2 separate regions of the Homo sapiens genome follow, and region 2 is linked to region 1. A link is a loop called in an ENCODE intact Hi-C map of the cell type or tissue named here. Cell type or tissue: sigmoid colon. All regions are shown on one strand. Links, peaks and the distances in the headings refer to the core of each region. The heading gives the core; the rest is flanking DNA. Region 1 overlaps ENTREP2 (endosomal transmembrane epsin interactor 2). Region 2 overlaps ENTREP2 (endosomal transmembrane epsin interactor 2).

What was found. A loop is a pair of places that touch in the nucleus more often than their neighbours do. Peaks named below come from ENCODE experiments on the same cell type or tissue, not always from the same donor. Only the 100,000 strongest peaks of a DNase experiment are listed, where the experiment ranks them.
Region 2: a loop joins it to region 1, with 4 times the contacts of the local background. A loop is called at or near these places in 5 of 110 quality-filtered maps.

What each region holds. Positions count from the first base shown.
Region 1 is chr15:29,347,510-29,350,436 of GRCh38, forward strand. The region is part of intron 2 of ENTREP2 (endosomal transmembrane epsin interactor 2); the gene reads right to left. Among named protein-coding and RNA genes, the nearest start is that of NSMCE3, 79 kb to the left of the region's middle. In sigmoid colon, for the core only: no CTCF peak of the experiment used is centred there; a DNase peak (open chromatin) is centred at 1,052.
Region 2 is chr15:29,399,572-29,402,498 of GRCh38, forward strand. The region is part of intron 1 of ENTREP2 (endosomal transmembrane epsin interactor 2); the gene reads right to left. Among named protein-coding and RNA genes, the nearest start is that of NSMCE3, 130 kb to the left of the region's middle. In sigmoid colon, for the core only: no CTCF peak of the experiment used is centred there; a DNase peak (open chromatin) is centred at 1,354.

The DNA.
Region 1 (2,927 bases), core at 111-2,610:
TATTTTTTCTACAGGAGATCATTATTTCATTTAATATAGATACCCATAGTCACAAAGAGACTTAGGACTTCAGAATCAGAAAACAAATCAAAAAAATACAATGTCCTACTACAAGAAAATAGTTTTTACCTTAAAAACCATGGAGAAAGGAAAGTGCTAGGAAACGATGGACCAAAGTGATTGTGATTGAAAAGAAGATAAGGGGCAACTGGAACAAAGCATTCACATGAAGTCCGTCAGCACCTAGAAGGGCTCATCAGGAGTCTACGCAGGCTCGCCAACACAGCAGCAACTGCAACACTCACTGCTCTTTTACTGACAGGATCAAGGCATGTAGACACGGTATCTGCGAGGCAGAGGTCAATTCAGATTTTTAATTTCTCTCCTGCAGCCCAGAGCCTTGTATTGGGAGACCAAACTTCCATTCACTGTCATGGCATTCTGGAGGGCACAGAGAGTCAGGTGTAACAAATATAGAGGGGCACCATCTGGGATGGGTGGGGAGTATTGTCAGATTCTGCGTCAGGGTGCAAGGGGTGGGCGAGCTTACCAGAGTGAGGGGAAATCTATAAGGAATACATGTCCAACCTTGCACTAGAGTTTGAAAAAACATCAACTTTTAAGTGCTGAATCCTGAATGCATTTATTGAGTCCAAAAATATCTGTGTATGTCTTCAATGTGTCAGGCACTGTTCTCAGTTTGGGCATGCGGCAGTGAATAAAACTGTCAAGTAAATTTCACACAGTGAGAGGGCAAGAGGCTTGATACATCATATAGGGTATTAGAAGGTGGTAAGTGGGGGAAATGGAAACAGGGGGAGGTCTAGGACAGGGAGCAGCAATGTTGAACGGGTCTGGCCTCACTGAAATGTCAACAGAACGAGAAGAGGGCCGCAGGGCTGCAGCTACGTGAGGAACAATGTTCCCGACTCAGGGAGCAGTGTGGAGGCGTGTGGCTGGAGCTGAGCTGGAGAGGAGAATCCAGGAAGACCGGCTCGGGAGTGGGAGGGGTGGTTGCAGATGGAGGAGTTGGCTTTTAGCCTGAGAGAATGTGGAGTCTTCGGAGCATTTCCATTACAGGAGTGACAGGATTTGGAATGAGCTTTGAAAGGTTCGCAAAAGTAGCTCTGAAGAAGTGGGGTTATGTGGCTTCTGCAATGTGACCCGCGATTTGGCACAACCTTGAGAACTCCAGCCCCAGTAGGAAAATGGCCAAAGGCCATAAAGAAGTCACACAAGAATTCACAGAAGAATATTTTCAGCCCCATGGTGTCATATGAGTAAAACCACACAGTTCCATTTCAGCACCAGGTGGGAACCTGTCTCCTATAAGTTAAGCGGTATAAATGAAAATTTAATCATGATTTTCCCTTTCATAGAATTGTGGCCTAACTTCTGAATTCTGATAAAATAACTTAACATTGGCCAACAAGATCACTCAGCATCTGAGACCTAATTTGATAACCATAACTCAAATATCTCATCAACTGAAGTTGCAATTAACAAAAAGTCCAGTTGGCAGAGCAGGGCCTGGATGATGAACGATTCACAGCTGATCTGGGGCTGCCGCCTCTACGGCGGTGTCTTCTTTCCAGACCCCCCGAAAGTTCACAGACTGTCACACATGCACACAACTCCCGTGGCCCTGCAAAACCAGCTCCCATCAGGAAACATGTGGGCTCCTTCCTGCATGGTACAGTGAAAAGCAAAATCCTAACGTACTTACTCGCATTAAAAAAAATAAAATGAGAAGACTCAGTTTTATGTCTACACAACTGCAAAAACAAAACAAAAGTCAGAGATGTGAACTCCAGATTGTTAACATATCTGCTGAAACAAACAGAACAGTTTAATCAGGAATGTGTACAAGCTATATTGCATACAAATTGGCATCAATCATGAATAAATGAATTTTGGCTTTTTGCATCTCATGTATGGGACTTATTTACATGGCATACTGGCAAACTGGAATGTAAACTAACAATATAAATGATATTGCAATTTAGGAGCATCCCCAAGCTGCCAGAAATAGGAAGAAGGCAGTGTTTTGGTTTCCTACAGTATGGAAAACTTATAGTGATAACCCAACTAATTCATAGCAAGGGGGAGAAGACAGCACACTAACCTTTAATAAATTAATAGGATTGGGAGGCTAAGGCAGGTGGATTACCTGAGCTCAGGAGTTCGAGACCAGCCTGGGCAACACAGTGAAACCCCGTCTCCACTAAAATACAAAAAATTAGCCTGGCGTGGAGGCGCGTACCTGTAGTCCCAGCTACTTGGGAGGCTGAGGCAGGAGAATTGCTTGAACCCAGGAGGCAGAGGTTGCAGTGAGCTGAGATAGCACCACTCTGCACTCCAGCGTGGGTGACAGAGCGAGACTCTGTCTCAAAATAAATTAAATAAATAAAAATAATAATTAATTGATTAATTAATTAATTGGAGCTGTTTTCCCTTTTCTGCAGGTACTGAAAACCATCTTATGCCTGCCTATAGGCATCTCCATTTAAGGGCTTCCCACACCCTGAAATACAAACACTACCAACCAAGCTATAAATTATATTGCTTTCTACTCCTGTTTCTACTAGCTATTTCTTTAAAATTTGCTAAAATCTGCCTACAAAACTATCTAAACTTGGTGTCTATTAAGAAATAGGGGGATTTTTCAACTCTAATTTGAGTTCTTTAATAACTATTTCTGTTTGGGTTTTCTATTTCTTCTTAAGTTTGGCTATATTATTTATAAATTAAGCCATCTCATCTAAATCTTCAAATATATTGGCATAAGGTTGCTGATTATCATGTCTGAAATCTCTTGTTTATATTATTTTCCTTTCATATTTCTCCATTATTCATGTTTCTTCTCTTTTATTGTAATCAATAACAGGTGTATGTACTTATAACTCTTTTCAAAGAATTTTTGATTG
Region 2 (2,927 bases), core at 232-2,731, 52 kb after region 1:
ATAATACTATATATAGTTGTCCCTTGAACAAGAGGGGTGTTAGGGGCACCAACCTCCTGTGCAGTCAAAAATCTATGTATAACATTTTCACTCCTCCAAAACTTAACTGGTAATAGTCTGCTGTTGACTGGAAGTCTTACCAATCAGATAAACAGTTGATTAACACACATTCACATTTTGGATGTCGTATGTACTATATGCTGTATTCTTACAATAAAGAGAAAAGAAAATGCTATTAAGAAAGTCATAAGGAAGAGAAAATATATTTTACTATTCATTAAGTGGAAGTGGATCATCATAAAGGCCTTCATCCTTGTCATCTTCTTGTTGAGTAGGCTCAGGAGGAGGAGGAGGAAGAGGAGGGCTCAGTCTTGCCATTTCAGGGTGGCAGAGGTGGAAGAAAATCCACATATAAGTGGACCTATGCTGTTTAAACGCATGTTGTTCAAGGTCAACAGGATCAATATTTATTGTGCCCTGAATATATGCCAGATATACTTACTAAGTTTTTATACTTTATCCTGACAACCCTAATTAGTATGTGTGACTCTTGTGCCCGTGCACATATGTGAAAATTAAAGCACAAAGAGATTAAGTGACTTGCCCAACGTTACAATGATGGGCAGGGTTAGGACACAAGCTCTTAAACTATAGACAAACAGCTTTCCTACATATGTGCAAGCAAAGACTGGTTAGAAAAGAGAATACAATTAAAAATTCCATTTATAATGGTAAGCAAAAAGGCAGAATATCTTAGAATACACAGATTTAATAAGAGGTGAGCAGGAGCAATATCAAGGAATCCTTAAACATCTACTGGGGAACCTAAAAGACTTCATGACTAGATGGGAGGGAAATTCATTTTTTAAACAAAAAGACTAAATAATGTATAAGTTCCATGCAACTCTAATTAAAATACCAAAAAGGGGAAAAGAAAATCTACGCAATAAGAAGTGCTAGGGCAACTGGCTAGCCACTTGGAAAGAAATGAAACTTAATCTCTACGTTTCAACATTAAAATAAATTCCAGAGAAATCAAAGAGTAAAATATAAATTAAAACATAAATATTTGAGAAATTTGTAAAAGAATCTTGAAGTAAGCCTTTTAAGGCACCACACAATTTTAAGACATAATAGAAACAATTAATAAATTTAAAATGTATACGTTTATGGCTAAAAAAACCCACATTTGTTTGTGGTAGGAGGAATCTGTGTTCTCAATCCCAGGGCCTCTCTGCATCTGCATTAGAAGAACAAGTCTGTGCCTTTGACGTGTGAGGTCGGAGGCTCCTGCAGAGTGGGTGGAGTCCCGTCCCCATCCCAGAATAAACTTGGCCATGGGATATGCCTGGTGGTGAGTGGAAGTGGCACATGCCATCGCCCCGGGCCTTCTGATGCACTACGTGCTACCTCTTGCCCTCCTCCTTGCCCAGGTGGCCACTGCCCCTTCAAGCCTGGGCCCCGGAATGGACAGATGGCACAGACACAAACCCCATGAGAAGCTTGCAACCCAAAGTGGAGCCACCCCAGCTGACCTGCAAACCCAGAGGAGAAAATAATGGCTCGCTACTGTCAAGCACTGCATTTTGGTGTGGTTTTTAATGTAGCATTATTCTGAAAAGGGCCAATGAACACATTTATGGTTAAAAAAAACCCATAAAACCAAAGGCTGGTTTCAAATAGGAAAAATATTTATAATACATAAACAGACAAAAGGTTTTCTTAATTTACAAAGAGCTCGTATAAATTAATAAAAGAAACAACAGAAAAAAATGGCTGAATACGATGAATAGGATGTTTAGATTTTTAATGAACAATAAACATGTAACAGAATGCGTAGACCTACTGAATTTTCTAAAGCAAGTGAAAACAATAAGATAAGTATTTTTTTCAACGAGACTGGAAACATTTTGGTGAAGTTTTGGTAAAACCCAGTGATGGCAAAGGGCAGAGGGGAAAGAAAGTTCCTCTTAAACATTTCTTATGTTGGCATAATTTGATGTAGCCTTCCTTGGGAACAATTTCATAGCATCTCTCAAAATAAAAACTGTACATACCCATACTCAATGGTTTCAATCCTGGGAATTTAACCTGTGGATATACTAACAGAAACAGGCCAGCCTATTTACACAAGGACGTTTACTACAAAAACCTGAACCAGTGAGTAGCAATAAAGGGCTAGTTAAAAAGACTTCGGTATTTACATAGAACATGAATATGTGCATTATAAAGTTTGAGGTAGATCTATTTATGCCACTGTGGAATGATCTCGAAGATAAATAACTGACAAGCAAGACACAGCCCAGTGTGCACTGAAGGATCTCTGTGTAAACAAGAAGGAATGGATGAATGCATTTACTACATAAACATTGCTCTCTTGGAACGACGCACAAGAAACCTAACAATCGGAAACTAGATTAAGGAGGAGGCGAGGGGGAACTTGCTTTTAAATGTGTAACTTTCTGTAATATTAACCTTTAATCCATGCATGTATTATGTTAAGCATATTTAAAACTCTGCATACCATTGAACCTAGAATTCTACTTCTAAGAATTCCCAGTATTAACCAAAGGATTATGTATTTTGGAAACTGGAAACAACCGAGGTGTGCAGCAAGAGGGAATTACATATATTCATTGGGTCCTTCCTAGTTGCTGCCATTAAATCATATTATAGAAGAATATATATATATATACACACACATATATATGTATATTGTATTGTGTGTGTGTGTGTGTGTGTGTGTGTATATATGTATATTGGAGACAAGGTCTCCCTCTGTAGCCCAGGCTAGAATGCAGTGGCATGATCACAGCTCACTGTGACCTCCACCTCCCATGCTCAAGTGATCCTCCCATTTCGGCCTCCCGAATAGCAGGGAATACAGGCATGCATCACCCGGCTGATTTTTGTATCTTTTGTAGAGA